Regions from separate parts of the Mus musculus genome. Here region 1 is linked to region 2. Evidence: chromatin loops called from intact Hi-C (ENCODE). Cell type or tissue: left cerebral cortex. All regions are shown on one strand. Each heading gives the region's core, and the rest is flanking DNA. Links, peaks and the distances in the headings are about the cores only.

Evidence for each region. A loop is a pair of places that touch in the nucleus more often than their neighbours do. Peaks named below come from ENCODE experiments on the same cell type or tissue, not always from the same donor. Only the 100,000 strongest peaks of a DNase experiment are listed, where the experiment ranks them.
Region 1: it touches region 2 in a loop (2.3-fold over the local background); 5 of 42 quality-filtered maps call a loop at or near these places.

What each region holds. Positions count from the first base shown.
Region 1 is chr17:15,619,025-15,626,914 of GRCm38, reverse strand. No RefSeq gene overlaps it. Among named protein-coding and RNA genes, the nearest start is that of 4933401D09Rik, 8.8 kb to the left of the region's middle. In left cerebral cortex, for the core only: a CTCF peak has its summit at 3,818 (motif pointing left); a DNase peak (open chromatin) is centred at 3,819.
Region 2 is chr17:15,702,022-15,709,911 of GRCm38, reverse strand. It overlaps Chd1 (chromodomain helicase DNA binding protein 1), which reads right to left and starts at 4,945. Exons shown (of 36, transcript NM_007690.3): 1 at 4,600-4,945; 2 at 2,773-2,972. The coding sequence starts at 2,825. It overlaps 5830433I10Rik (a long non-coding RNA gene), which reads left to right and starts at 4,535. Exons shown (of 2, transcript XR_001782213.2): 1 at 4,535-5,598; 2 at 7,144-7,890. In left cerebral cortex, for the core only: a CTCF peak has its summit at 4,269; DNase peaks (open chromatin) are centred at 3,841, 4,175, 5,012 and 5,265; H3K4me3 peaks cover 2,809 bases; H3K27ac peaks cover 1,684 bases.

The DNA of each region.
Region 1 (7,890 bases), core at 1,105-6,104, 83 kb after region 2:
CCTCCCCCATAAACAACAACAAAAACAAACAAAATTTAAAAATTCTATGTCTAAAATCAACAGGAAACGGTTTTAAGAGAACAGTGCCCCATTCCCAAAAGGCAAGGGGAATGATTTTTGTCATTAATGAGCTATGAGTGTTTGTTGCCATTAAAGGAGTTGGTTACAAGTTACTAAATGGTCTAGATCAGGAAGAAAACAAGATATAGGAATTTAGACTCGGGGATTTCTCTCTTTCCTTTTCTTTTCTCTATCTGTCTTTCTCTCTTATGTAGAGGAGAGGGGTTGAAAAGAAAAGAAAGAGGGGCTATAGGCATACTTTAGGGAAAAGGGGTAGATTATTGGATCTACTCTTAAACCAAAAGACATTCTATAACCAATAATCTTACATTGGAATAGACCTTTTGATAGTGGTACAAATATTAAGGTTATTTTTGTTATAATATACTATGTATATATGTTTTCAATTCCTATTGGAAGTATTGTACCTAGATGATTTTTAAAAATGTAAGTGTAAAGTTTTAGTTCTTTCCAAAGTTGCTATTACAAATGTTTAGGATAATTAAGTAATACAAGTTAATAGTCAATCAGAGGTATTGTCTTGTAGGTACTAGTTTGGTTATTTACAAAATAAATTGTACTTAGTCTCCTGTAGATATTTTCAAGGTTAATCAGATAATAATAACTAAAAAATAAGGAAAGTTTGCCTATTCAGATATGTTATGAATAGATAGATCGTCTTCAGAAACCTCAGAGACTTACAAAATATGGCATTTAAAGATATTTTATTAATTTAAACCTTTTTGGGGCAATGAAATAGGTTTGCTTCTAAAAGTAACTCCTATTCCTCTTCAGAGAAGATGATGAGCATCAGAGAACCTCCTTTTGGAGGTTGTTTCAATTGTGGCAGCCTGTCACTGGGCAAAAAAACTGCCCTTGCTTCAACTGCAGACAAAATGCTGGTGAAACTGGACAAACTTAGTATAATAAAGTCTTACTGCTAAGCTTTGCAAGGACAAAGTAGGCTAGCTCTTCATAAATCCTGTTCTAAAAATAGGTCTGTCAGATATTATGGGCCAAAAGGCTGAAGATAGATGCTCCAACATTATCGCAACAAATGTGGGGGACTGTACAATTCCTCTGTTATTTTAGAAGCTGCTTCCCTGCACTTCCTGTATACTCAGGTAATATTTACTCCTTCTCAAGTCTCTGATGGGGTTGAAGACTAGGTAGTTATAGTCTCACAATTAAGCCTAAGTTGCTTAGGATTTAAGAAGATGTTTTTAAGTCTAAGAAAGTAGAAAGCTTTAAATTCACCAAGTTAAGATAGATAATAGAGTACTTTATCCAGAGTTTCCAAATTCAGGTGTACTAGACATTGTGAATGTAAATCTTACCTAATAGTTTTCATAATTGTTATTATTGCATGAAAAAAGAGCGTTTTTATTGGACTGAAAGGGGGAATTGTAGGGAGAATATGAATGTATTATGTGTCCACTAAAAAAACTTTGACCTATAGAAAAGGGTAGATTAGAAGTAGGGACATTTGGCAGAGAGGATTCTGGGATAGATCCAGGTATGAGAAGAGTTGTTGGGGAAGATATGAGGAAGACAGATGCATGGTATCTGAGCAGAGGTAACCAGCCATGTGGCAGAACTTAGATTAGAATAAATAAGATATTCAGTTATACTCTTAATGGGAAATACCTAAGGCTCATGGCCTAGTTATTTGTAAATATATTTCAGTTTCAAAGTAATTATTTCAGGAATTTGGGGCTGGGAGAGAAATAGCCTGTTATATCTATCAGAACACCTTGGGTTGAAGCTGATTATCAATAAAAAGAGAAACAACAGAAAGCTTACAAACTCATGGAAACTGAACAATTCTCTATTGAATGAAGATGGATCAGGACAAAACTTTAAAAGAAATTTAAAACTTTCTAGAATTGAATGATAATGAATACATAACATATCCAAACTTATGAGACAAAATGAAGGTGGCTCTTAGATGCTAGTTTATAGGACTAGTTAGTTGTCTAGATTTAAAAAATACCAGAGTTCTCATATTAGTAACAATATCACACACTTGGAAGCTCTAGAACACAAAGAAAAAGACACCAAAGAGAATAGACAGCAAGGAATAATCAAACTCAGAGCCAATATCAATAAACTAGAAACAACAAAAAATACAAACAACCAATAAAACAAAGGGTTGGTTCTTTGATTTAAAAAAAAAATCAGGGGCAGATAGTTTTTGCACAGAATTCTACCAGACTTTCAAAGAAGAGTTAATGCCAATACTCCTCAAATTATCCCACAAAATAGAAACAAAAGGAACATTACCAAAGTCACTTTATGAGGCCACAGGTATCATGATGCCCAATCCATATAAAGACTCAACATAAAACAATTACAGAGCAATTTCCCTTAAGATAAGATATAAACAAACTATCAGAAGAAAAAGAGCCAAAGAAAGAGCATGAGGTATACATGTAGATGCAGAAACATGAATGTTTGTACCCACAAGAATCCCCTAAAAACACAAAATTGGAAGCTATTATATATACGGAAAGGATGTGTAAAGTTAAAAAAATAAAACCACAATACTGTTGTATTAGTCAGGATTTTACTGCTGTGAACAGACACCATGACCAAGGCAAGTCTTATTAAAAAAACAAACAAACAAACAAAAACAACATTTAATTGGGGCTGGCTTACAGGTTCAAGGTTCAGTCCATTATCATCAAGGTGGGAGCACGGCAGTATCCAGGCAAGCCTGGCCCAGGCAGAGCTGAGAGTTCTTCATCTTCATCCAAAGGCTGCTAGAGGAAGACTGACTTTTAGGCTCCAAGGGTGAGAGTATTAAGCCCACATCCACAGTGACACACCTATTCCAACCAGGTCACACCTATTCCAACAAGGCCACACCTCCAAATGGTGCCATTCCCTGGTCCAAGAATATACAAACCATCACAACTGTTTTCAAACAAAGTAATTTACTAGGTTTTCTTGTTTTTCTTACACCACATTTGAAAGTATGTGCAGCTGGTCAGAAACCATGATGAAATTTCCAAAGAGATCTTGTGGTTGATCAGTTGTAGAGAGGAACACAAAGCAGTTTAGACACACTTGCTTCTTGTAGTGATAAAGACTTATTTGAAGTCCTCTGCCAAGGATAAGAGAGTAAGTACCTAATAACACATGAACACTAAACATTATCCTAATAAGTAAAGTAGCCTGATCAGAGTCAGAAGTTACAGCAGATAATGTTACTCTTATTACTGGTAATTACTGACCTTACAGTTTTAATACGTGGCTGCTACAGAGTAAACTCTAGTAGACAATTTAAATACCACTTCAGAGTCAGGATTGTAAAGAAATAGAGTTGGGCAGTAGACTTACTGTTTTTTTTTTAAACTTGTGAGGAAATATAGAATAAAGGTAATATTCACAGGCTAAACTTGAAGGAGCAGTGATTTAATTTTGCTCTCTTCAGGTGATCCTCTCTTAAAGATATTTCTATGGCTAGTGGAGAATTGGCAAGAAACAATTTGGGGGGATTGGTGATAGAGGAACAGTCATTGTGTTAAGATCGAAGAAACTTCCAAAGTCTTGGTTGTTAAAGCCCTGGTATCCACTCAGCTGTCATTCTACTGGAAGCAATAAGGAAAGTGTAGCTCATTACAATGGGAAGAAGTCGCATGCAGTAAGTCCTCTACCTATTAGAATAGGCTAAAATAAACTCCAGGAATGTACAGCATCTGCTCTGCAGGGGCCTTATTTTACTTAAGCCACTGGCTGCGTTCTTTCTGCAAGAGCTCCACCAAGTGGTTATCAGCTCAGGAAACAAAAATCACAGAAAGTCTTTCTAAGGCCCCAAGAATGATTGGCAGACCAGCAGAAGAGAAGGATGGCAGAGACAAGAGCATCCTCTACCTCCAGAGATGCAGAAGTCTAATCAGCACATCTGCCTTTCTATATACTTGGTTTTAGTGACCTTCTTGTCCTTACTTGAACTGTGCTTGTACTTCGACCCCCATGACCCAGAAGTTCTGAATCCTCCATGTTCTCTTAATCTGTAAGTCCCTTTCTGTGTTCCATTTTACCCTGTGCAACTCCAGATGCTGGTGTCCTCTCCTTATGTTTTTAACGCTACTCTCAACTCTGAGTGGAGCTGTCCTGACCCCTGCAGCTGGGCAGCTCAGAGTTTCCAAAGAAACATCACATAGCTATGCAATTGATCCAACTAAATAGTTGCTTTCTGTACAGGTGAGGTTCTTGGTTACTCTCTGTGGGTGATGATCAACTGATAGGAGATGTTTCAAACCATTTCCTCTGTTCTCAAAGCTTCTGCCCATTATGAACTCTTCTCACACTCAACCAAGAACTGGTCTGCCCATTTCGTTGAGAAGCTAACAGCATGGAGATAAACCACACTCAGTCCTATTTCTTTCTTGTTAGAGTATTCACTGCCCCTGTGTTTCCTGGTGAAAGGGGCCACTAACTCAAGCCTACTTTCTCAGCCTATAGATAAGATATAATTTCATTTCCTGTCTATGTAATGAGTTTTCTAAGTCAAACACACACACACTTTCTATCTTTTATTTAGTCTGATTTGTTGTTGTTGTTATTCTCTTATGGCTAGTCTAGTTTAGAGCCCACTACGTAGCTGAGGTTGACCATGAATTCCTGATCATCCTGCCTTCTCCTACCTAGTGCTGAGAGTAGAGGTGTGTTTGAACAATGTTGGCTTTCTTGGGACCCTGAGTTTCTTCTGAGATGCATGGCTTCGAATTCTGTCACTGTTACATCGTAAGTTACACTGGCTGACAATCCTGGGCCTTAGGTAGAATTTTATACTTCATTCAGTAAACTCAGTGCTTATAAAAGTGAACCTCCTCCTTTTTCCTTACCCTGCTCATCTGCTTAAACATATCTTAATAAATGCCGTATCTCTTATTTAGTCACCCAATCCACTTCTCCGAAAATCTTCCTGGATTGTTCACACTTAGCCGTAAAATGTATCCAGTCACTGCCCCTTGCAGCAACTATTTTCCAGATAAGCCTGGCTCTCCTGTGCTTGTAACCAACTGCCCCACACTTTGGGATACTAAATTTGAACCAGAACCTTGTGTGTGTGTGTATGTGTGTTTGTGTGTGTGTGGTGTGTGTATGTGTGTGTGTGTATGTATGTATGTATGTATTTATTTATTTATTTGTGTGTGTGTATGTATGTATTTATTTATTTATTTATGTGTGTGTGTGTGTGCGTGTATGTGTGTGTATAATTGCACATGTGTTTTGGCACACCTGTGAAAGTCAGAGGTAAATTTTCTCCTTCCACCATATGGGTTCTGAGAATCAAACTTGGGTGGTTGGGCTTAGCAGCAAGCTCTCTTATCAACTGAGCCACCTTGTTTGGCCCCATCCTGAGAACTTTTAGATTTTAAGACAGCTTCACGGAATTGCCCAGTCTGGCCTCAAATTTGGAATCTCCCCGTAAGCTCTCCCCATCCCCATTTAGGCTTTATTAATTTCTCACCTAAACTCCCAACATTAATCTCCTCAAAATTAGCTTTCCTTCTGTACCGTGCGTGCCCTGGTTGTTAAGAGTGATTTTTCTTTTCTGCTTCCCTCTTTCCCCTTTGGTGTTTTGAGAAGATGTTTCACTATGTAGAGTATTGCACAAGAAAGAATTTCCTGTGAGCCTAAGTCTGCCCCGTGACCTTCCTGCTTGTGTCTCTGTAGCAGTGATAATTACATTCTTAGCAACAAGGCTCCTCTCACAGGCAACCAGGTCTGCAATCTCAGGTAGCATCCCCTGTCTGTCAGGGTAACCTGAAGGCTTACTGTAGACCTTCATCTTTGACAAAGTCTTACTGATAGTTGTGGCACTGTGAAGCAAGGATGCTTCCACTGGAGAGGTCATGGCATGCAAGGTTGCTCAAATGTGAACATTGTGGAGGACGTTATCAAACAGGCAGACACTAAGCCTATCCCTTAATTTACTTATCTGGGATTTCCAGGGATAAGTCTTATCTCTACTGAGTTTTATGACCAGGTTGGTTTCTGCAATAGATCTGGGCTAGCTCTAGGCAATCTTAATTTAGACTTCATTACCCTTCCCACTTGCCCTCCAGAATTTTAGTGTTGCTCAAGAGGTGACTGCCATTCCCAGAATTCCTTTCTGTGCTTGTAAAACACACGGGCCTGTCAGTCATAATCCAGTTTACAGAAAACATCCTTTAACTGATTTAGCTTTTACAATGGTGACAAACACTCTTGGTGCGATGTCAGAGGCAAATAGACATTTGACAAAAATTGCTTTAATGTATATATATAAAAAAAGACAAACTTGACATTCCTTTGTTGTTCATAAATTTTCTCTGTTGCCTTACCTCTAAAGAGAGGCACAAGATGAAAACTGTACAACCACTAAAAAACAAAAAATCCTATTTACTATGATTCCTCTAAAGTCAGATCATGGAAAAATATTTGTGGTTTGGTTGTTTGTTTTAGAATGGCTGGACCTTTCTATGGCTACATAGAATAGCTTGAATTCTACATATCATGTATGTTCCGTCTTCCTTGATTTCTGACCGCTGGGATTACAGAGATGCAACACCATAACTAGAGAGAGAGAGAGGAAAGACAAGGGAGGGGAAGGGTGACAGGAAGGATGTAAAGAGAGGGAGGGGAGGGGAGGAGAGAGAGAGAGAGAGAGAGAGAGAGAGAGAGAGAGAGAGAGAGAGAGAGAGAGAGAGAGAGAGAGAAGATAAAATGTTGGTACATGGAAAATAGACCGAGGAAAAAAATATATATTGTGCTGGGTTTTCTTTGAAAGGAAACAAGGCTTAATTTTGGCTTCTCACTCCAGGGATACAGTCCATTGTGGCAAGAAGCTGTGGCAGCTGGTCATACTTCATGCACACTCAAGAAGCAGAGAGAAAAGAGTGCTTGACTTTTTTGTTTTTTTTTAAATAGAGTTGTTTGTTTGCTGCGTTTGTTTTGTTGATACAGGGTTTTACTACACAGCCAGGCTTGTCTTTTCCTGTCCCGATCTTTTCCCTCTGACTTCTGAGTGCTGGGATGCGGCCATGGTATAATGCTATACCCAGATTATGACTTTTTAATAAATATTAGAAATTTGGATGCTACATAATATAATCTTGTTACTCTTTGGATCAGAGAAGTATGAGTTTCTTCTCTGATTTTCTTCAGATATATGAATTTTATAATTAGAAATACTGTGATAGAGGCTGGTAAGATGGCTCAGCAGGTAAAGGTACCTGCTACCAAGCCTGACTGCTTGATATTGGCCTCCGGAATTCACATGATGTCATACCATGTGCAAGCATGCCTTCTCTCTTTCATATACACATACAAGGTAACTAAATAAATATAAATTAGAAATATGATCCAAAGGGCTGGGGAGATGGTTAAGAGCATAGGTTGCTCTTCTAAAGGACTGGGGTGCAACCCCCAACACCCACATGGCAGGCAGCTCGCAACTGTCAGTAATTCCAGTTGTAGGAGATCCAACACCCTCACTTAGACATATATGCAGGCAAAATACCAATGCACATGAAATAAAAATAAAAATTTAGCCAGGCGATGTTGGTGCACACCTTTAATCCCAGCACTTGAGAGGCAGAAGCAGGCAGATTTCTGAGTTCGAGACCAGCCTGGTCTACAAAGGGAGTTCCAGGACAGCCAGGGCTACACAGAGAAACCCTGTCTCGAGAAACCAAAAAAATAAACAAATAAATTTTAAAATACAATATAAAGTGCATTAACAGTTTCTTCCTTGGTCTTAGATGAGAGTGCAACTTGCACACATGAACTGGTATTCATGCTTATGCATACAACAAGGAAATGATGTACTTTGCT
Region 2 (7,890 bases), core at 1,390-6,389:
TCCTTTGCCACCAAACCGCAAATAGCTTCTTGGTTAGGAGCAGAAGAAGCCTGCGTCCACTTCCCCATCTCAGCCCTAACCCACTTTTCCAAGCAAGGTTTCAAAACTATCAGTTAAGCCAGAGCCAAAGGATCTACTCAACAATTCTTTTCATCACTAGAGACTGTTCTATACAGAAGGAAACAGCCCCTCGCCTCCATAGTCTTTTTCTGTAAAAAGCTAAGCCCAACCCAAAATAACAAATGGTAACATTTCAGAAGCGTCCACAAAATAAAAATGAAATTCTGTAGCAAAACACATTGTATATTTCTTAGCCAACACAATCAAATTTGTTTAACTATTTACGATGTATACTAACCTCAAAAGTGGACTGTTTTTCTCATTTCTCCATCATTAATATTTTTAGTTGTGATACCTTTCAGTATTTTGATAAGAAATCCTATCTGTAGGGTTTAACTCCTCAGTTAACTAGACACAACTCCTTTCTTTGCACAACCTTACAATGAAAGCATTTAGGAGAAAGGATAGGATAGGAACTATCAGTGACAAACAAAGGGTGAAGAGGAAATAAGACAACAAAACAGCAAGAAGGGGAAGGGCAAACAAGCAGAAACTAATCAACTCCACAGCACACGGAGTCAGACCCCTCAACGGTCAGACTCACAAGCGCCAGTGTCTGATGGCAGAATTACTAACTCCAAATCTTACAGAAATATGCTTTGGTAGCACTTAAAATGAGTATAAATTGAGAAAAAAATATAATCCTCTCACCCCCCACCTCCCTTCCTAGGATTACAGGAATAATATATGAATTAGAGGAATAATATTCCAGCTATGCCAAGTTGGAAAAATAAAAGTAACATCGGAAATAGTTAAACAAATTTGATTGTGTTGGCTAAGAAATATACAATGTGCCTTGCTACAGAAAAAAGTTTAGATATGGCAGCAACACTGAAATAGGTTAAGTTTTGAGACTGTACAAGCAGGTAATCCCCTGATTTAAGCAAGTAGATATTTGGTCAAGAGTCTGTGGTACCCTGATTCCTATGTTTCTCCTAATGAATGAGACCTTAAACATGTAACTCTTCTATTCACTTACTACAATGTATCTACAGAGATAGGAATCAAAATTGAAGTGTAAACATCCTCTTAAGTGGACCAGCACTCAGAGGCCAAAGCCAAGTGGATCTCAGTAAATTCATAGCTAGCCTGGTCTACATAAGGAGAATTAAGTGAGCAAGGGCTACATCATGAAACTCTGTCCCAAAATAAAAAAAATCTCTTATTCTCTCTCTTAATCAATCAATCAATATATCTCTCTCTCCCCCCTTCTCTCCCCCCACCTCTCTCTCATACACACACACATACACAAATCCTCTAACTTCAACTCCATTGACTCTATAAATTTTACCACATATACCTGTACAACGCCCCCCCCCTTCCAACCCCTTAGTTTTTTGAGGCAGGGTCTCTCTATGTAGTACTGACTATCCTGAAACTCTTATGTAGACCAGGATGGCCTCCAGCTTAGAGACTCACCTGCCTCTACCTCCCGAATGCAGGGATTAAAAGTGTACACCACCACTCCCAGGCTCAACCCAGGTTTTTAACTTCTAGATCCATACTTATGTAACTACAATGTTCAATTCTCTGTGTTGTCACTACTCTGCTTTTGTAAGCTATCCCAGCACCTACATGGGACATCAATGTCTATTGTCCATGAAACCATTTCAAGCCTGACATGGCAGCATCTCACATGTCTTATGTTTTGTAAATAATAGTGTAATTTCCATTTTGCAAGACCAAATATCAGAACAACAGAGTAATTTACCTCAATTCACAGTGTGTAACTGAAAGTCAGGATTGACTGCGCAGTCAGACTCCAACACCTACTTTGCTGATTTCTATGTTAAGTATACATAAATAATGAACTGTAACAGTAATGTGGAGACTATTAAAAATATAAAAGAATTGAATGGCGTTGGAGCAGGCAGTAATTGATAAATGCCTATAATTTCAATGCTCCATTTAATTTGGGGTGAGAATTTTTGTGGAGAGCGGTGAGTGCTTTACCACAGATCCTAAGGCTGTCTTACACATAAAATGGCCCAACATTTTATTTCCATAAACTTTATTTCTAAGAAACAATATGGTTCAAGTAAGAACTCTAAAACACCAATATAAAAATAACAATCGAAAAAAACAAAAACAAACAAACAAACAAAAAAACATAAACTGAATTCACGTCAATTTTATCTAAAGTTTTCTACAGTGGTAGAAATAGTTCCCAATAGTGCTGTCCAACATAGTGGACATGTGTCATATGTCATTTACATACTATTTGAAATGTCAGGTGTAACTTAGAGAATTTTGAATGTTTTGTAATCTAAACTGTTGCATGTGGCTAGTAGCTAACTGAACAACATAGGTGTAGGACATAAAACTCCAAAAAAAGAGGAGTGCAGAAATTCTTACTGCATTTATTTGGACAGTTCATTAATGGCCAAATCAATTTTAATGTCTCTTTACTGTTTCAGCTTCAATTACTTCAAAATATAAACCCTCCAATAGATTTAAATAGATCAAAGCCTTCTATAGTCCCTGCTATCTTGCTATCTTTACACACACACACACACACACACACACACATAATATGCAATGTTAACAAAACTGCTATTAGAGTCATTTTAACTTTTGCCAAGCTAAGACAATTTGATAAAAACACTCAGTTTCAGGTCTCAGGTAACCAGCTGGTTTAAAGAACTTGCTTACCTTGATTCTCCGCTGCCATTTCTAACACTTTCTTCATCACTGTGTCCATTCATTGTAAATATCAAGAAGTTTTAAATAAAACAAAAATCCCCTCAGATTAATAAAAGATGAGTATGAATGCAGATTTCCTCGAATATCAAAATTTCAAAGATGAATTTTCTTCAACATTCACGGGTTTCCTGGGGCTCTCTCTGTGTCACCTGCGGGAAATAGATTAGCAGTTAAGAATATGTGCTGTAGGAAAAGATGTAAGCCCGACTTAGAACTCCCAGAAATGGACCTAGGCCATCAGACTAGAGGTGGCTCGAAGGCCCAGACGCCTTTCACGTACAAGAACTAGGCATCTATTAAGTGCATTCTTGCTTGCTAGGACTTAGCCTGCCACTGCTAGTGCTGTTTTGACAGAAGAGCAACAAACTTTCCAGACTAATTACTACTGTGTAGCACTATTTATATAGATTCCTAAAACAAAGTAACATATACATACTCCCAAAGAGGAGAAAATGCTACTCGGTAACTTCGACAAACAAACGACGAGAGGGTAAGGGTTATGTTTACTGAAGCACTAACTCCTATTACTAAGAACTTCATATCCAGCTAAGGAAAGTTTTTAAATGTTCATTCGGAAAAGAGAGTAATAAAAGGTTATCATGATCTTAGCAAAACTACAAACGTCAAAACAGACAGTTTTTACCAGGTAAACCAATGGTAGAGTGGAAAAAAAAATTATATACCCAGTAAGGTACTTAAGACGCCTTGAAAAAAAACATAAAAAGGCAATACAAAGAATACACACTGTATCTTATTTTCAAGGCAAACGACGGGGACGGGGGTGGGGAGCAAGACAATATTTCCACCTCTCAAGATTTCCGCCAGAGCACTAGAGTCACCTACAAGCCAACCACGAATAAACAAAGGAGATCTCTGGCAGGGGAGGGAGAGGAAGAAGCGGGGGAAGGAGACGTCAGATCCTTCCCCAGCCAGAAAGTACCACCAAGACACACTCGGGACGCAACAGAGTTGTCCTCCGACTCCAGCAGAGACTTAACTGATTATTTCCACTCCAAAGAACAGAGGGGCCAAACAGGCTGCTGCCACCTCCGCCCGGGGGGCCGACTCTGCACCTGGATCAGGATTTCCAACCTGCAGAGCTCAGTCTCCATACCTCTGGGAGAACAGGTCACCTAAGATCCACAGCACTCAACAGTAATTCCTAACGTTAACTATTAATTCCAGCCCCGGTGAAACCGGCCGAAGTCCTCCACCTCCTCTCCGCAAAGTCTGCGCTGAGAAAGTTCACTCGCCTAGGCGCTTTCCCTTTCACCTTCCTCTCGCCCCTCAAGATGGCTTTCCCCGTCCGCTGGACTTCCTTTCCAGCCTCGCCTCCTTTCTCCGTCCGGCCCTAAGTTCTCCTCCGAGCGCCCGGACTCCGGACGCTCCCGCGTCTCAACAATAAGAGCCCCCGAAGTGGCCAGGGCTCCCTCTGCAGCCTCCTTCCCCGCCTGGCAGTTGCCGGGCTCCCGGCTAAGTTTGCCGGGCGGCGCCGCGCGGGGCCGCTGCACCTTCTCCCCGCAGCCGGGCGCCGCGGCCTCCTTCCCGCCTCCCGCTCCCGCAGCCCCGCCGCGCGCCCTCCCGGGCTCGCCCGGCCACCGCCCCCTCCCCCCCACCCGCCCCGCGCTCCCACGTGCTGGTCCCCTCCGCGCGCCGGGCAGCGCCGCCAGGCCGCTGAGGATGCGCCGGGCCGCTCTCCCACGCCCCCGGCGCCGCGCCGGGCCTCGCGGGCCTCGCCCGCTCCCGGCCTCCCCGGCCTCGCCGACCCGTCCTTACCGGCGGGCACAGGGCGAAGGGTGGCGCGGGCCGGCGCCTCGGGCGGAGGATGCCCCGCGCGGGGGCCCGCGATCCTGGATGCCCAGGCCGCGGGACCCGCGCCGCGGACGGCAGAGGGGGAGGGGAGGCAGCGGGCGGAGACGCGCGGAGCTGGGGAGCGGGTCCGACGATCAGTTCATCTCCGGGCGCCCGGGCCGAGCGGGAAGTACCGAGGGCGCCTCCTCCGTCCGCGCTCCCGCCCCGCCGCTTATCGGCCGCCGGCAGCCGCCATGACGCCAAGACCGCGATCGAGCGCAACCGTCTCCGCCGCGCGGCGCCGCCGAGGTCGCTGTCGCCTCCGCCTCCCGAGCGACGTCACCGCCTCGGTTCACTCCCCTTCCCGGCGCGCGGCGGCGGCGCGCACGCCCGGCCTTTCCGCCGACGCGCGGGGGCGGGGCGGGGCGGGGCGGGGCGCCGAGGTGGTGCACGCCCCTCGGGGAAAGCCACCGAGTCCAGCCCAGGCTCGGCCTTCGCACTCGTAACCGGCGCTACCCCTGGCGTTCGTGGGGCTCCCGGGGATGGGCGCTCTGGTCACGGCACGGATGCGCAGGGATCCAGAGCGGGGGCCCAGGACTGCCTGCGGTGGGGGCCGGCCGCGCGCGCCGGGTGTCCGGAGTCCGGTCGGAGCTGCTGCGTCACCCGGGCAGCTAGAGAACTATTGGGCAACCTAGTCGCCTCCCGCTGCGATCTTTGCCTGGGCGACCAGCGACTAAGTCTCCTCCCGGGCGGGGCTTTAGTGAAAGAGAGAAAATAGAGTTCGAGCTGCTGACCTCCCAGGACGCTCCTTGATTCGTGTGTGGGTGGCCCATGCCTGGTTCATAAAAGAACTTTTACAACTGTGCCTGCCTAGATCGCTCCCTGGAATGCGGGTGGAAGGGTGCCGTGCGGAATCGGAACTGGAGGGGCGTTGGTAACTGGATCTAAGGTGCTGCAGCTTAGTTGACAGTTACTGTCATTACTGTATCCGCAGGCCTCAGTATGTCGAAGCAGAATCTCTTCAAGCGTGGTGATGTAGCAATCTATGTACGGTTTTCAATTTTGTTTTTATTATGCTTTTTGGTTTTGAAAGAGCGTTTTATTATGTAGCCCAGGGTGGCCTCAGGGTGATCCTTCGAAGTTTAGGCATTACAGGCAGGCGTGTGCCATCACCACAAGGCTGACTGTTTTTGCAAGGATTTGGAACTTTGTTTGCTTACTTGTTTTTAAATCAAAATTCTTTCTGATTTCATTACCTGGCCTGCAAATAAAAGATTCTTTAAAGACAGTATACAAAGCCAGGCTGGTCTTCCACTTCTCCATCTCCCTGCCTCAGCCTCCGGAGTGGTAGTAAAGGAATTGCTGGTGTACCCACCTTGTGGGTCTAACTTTTTAAAGTTTTCAACTTACTTTTTGAAGTTGCATTTTCTGTAGAGACCTCTCCTTCGAAGTCAAATGAGTTTGGCTGCCATAATATCTCCAAATGATTCTTAAGCTATTTGGGAAATTTCTAATGAAAATTTAAACTTTGCCCGGCGGTGGTGGCGCACACCTTTGATCCAAGCACTTGGGAGGCAGAGGCAGGCTGATTTCTGAGTTCGAGGCCAGCCTGGTCTACAAAGTGAGTTCCAGTACAGCCAGGGCTACACAGAGAAACCCTGTCTCGAAAAACCTAAAAAAGAAAGAAAGAAAGAAAGAAAGAAAGAAAGAAAGAAAGAAAGAAAGAAAGAAAGAAAGAGAAAGGAAAGGAAAGGAAAGGAAAAAAAGAAAAGAAAAGAAAAGAAAAGAAAAGAAAAGAAAGGAAGAAAATTTAAACTTGGAGCTTTATGTTTTGAATAAGATCATAATATACTTCAGTACTCTGTAAACTCTTAGAAACACTGGAGGAAGAAAGACTGGAGAATATAGAGAAATACAATGTATAAAAAATTGCAACAATCTTGCATGTTCAAGTCTTTTTTTTTTTTTTTCCTTTTCCATTTGAGACAAGGTTTCTCAGCATAGGTTTGTGGGTTATTTGTTTGTTTCTCTAGACAGAGTTTCCAGGGTCCTGGTGTTCCCTGTCCTGTTCAAGTCTTAAAAGTAACGAAAAAAAAATACTTGTCAGCTGAGTGACTAAACTCTGTTTCAATTTTTCAAATTAAGTTTTGTTTCTTGTTAGTGTTTGTGGGTGTGCCACAGCCCACGTGAGGCAGTGAAACCAGCTTGCAGGGCTTGATTCTCCCCTGCCACCATGTAAATCCAAGTGCTGGAACTCAGATCTTAAGACTTGGCTGGTATCTTTCCTCACTGAATCGTTCCTCTGGCTCATTCACATCTCTTCTTAGTATATCAAACAACAGCCTAGGGGTGATTATAAACATGTAAATAGCAGAAAATCTAGAAAGTTAGCATCAACTATGAGGGAATTTCATTTTGCTGCTGTACAATTTCCATCTGGAACACTTCACAGACCTTTGGGAGAGTATGACATTTACAGAATCTAACACATTACTTTGTGAATCCTTAACTCTTGAAACATTCTACTAGCAGTGACTGCCAGTGGATGTCTGTGATGGCCAATCTTCGTCGTCAGCTTGATAGGATTGAGAAATATATAGGAGATGTGTAAAATGAACAACTGGATGTGTCAGTGAGGTCCTTTCCAGAGAAAATGAAAGGATTAGGCCTCCAGCTCCTCCTTGCCTGGCTTCAGATTTTGATTGATGCTATGGAAGTGTGGAAGGTAGAGCCTCGGTGGAAGAAGAAGTGAATCACTTGGGGCCGTGCTTTGGAAGAGTAATCTCAGCTCTGGCCCCAAAACAATTAGCCAAAATAAATCTTTTTCCTATAAGTTGATTTTCTTGGAGACCTGATCATAGTGATATGAAAACAAACACCACCACCACCACCACCCCCACCCACACACACACACACGTGGTATTCTTAAACTGATATACTGAGAAACACTTCCAGAATGGTAAAATATGTTCCAGATAGAAAATGGTAGCTCTTTCTCCTTTAATTTTGTGAATCCCAGTATAGGGATAAATATATTCTTTCTCCTACTTAATATTTATATAGAGACAGTCTGACTTAAGATTGCTCCTGTTAGTCTTTTTTTTATTTTATAGCCATAAGGCATTGACATATATTCTGTAGGAACAACTTTTTCTGGGGTAAAGAAATGCCCTATAAGACACAGTGCTGAGCCTGGTGTGGTGGCACACGCCTTTAATCCCAGCACTCGGGAGGCAGAGGCAGGCGGATTTCTGAGTTCGAGGCCAGCCTGGTCTA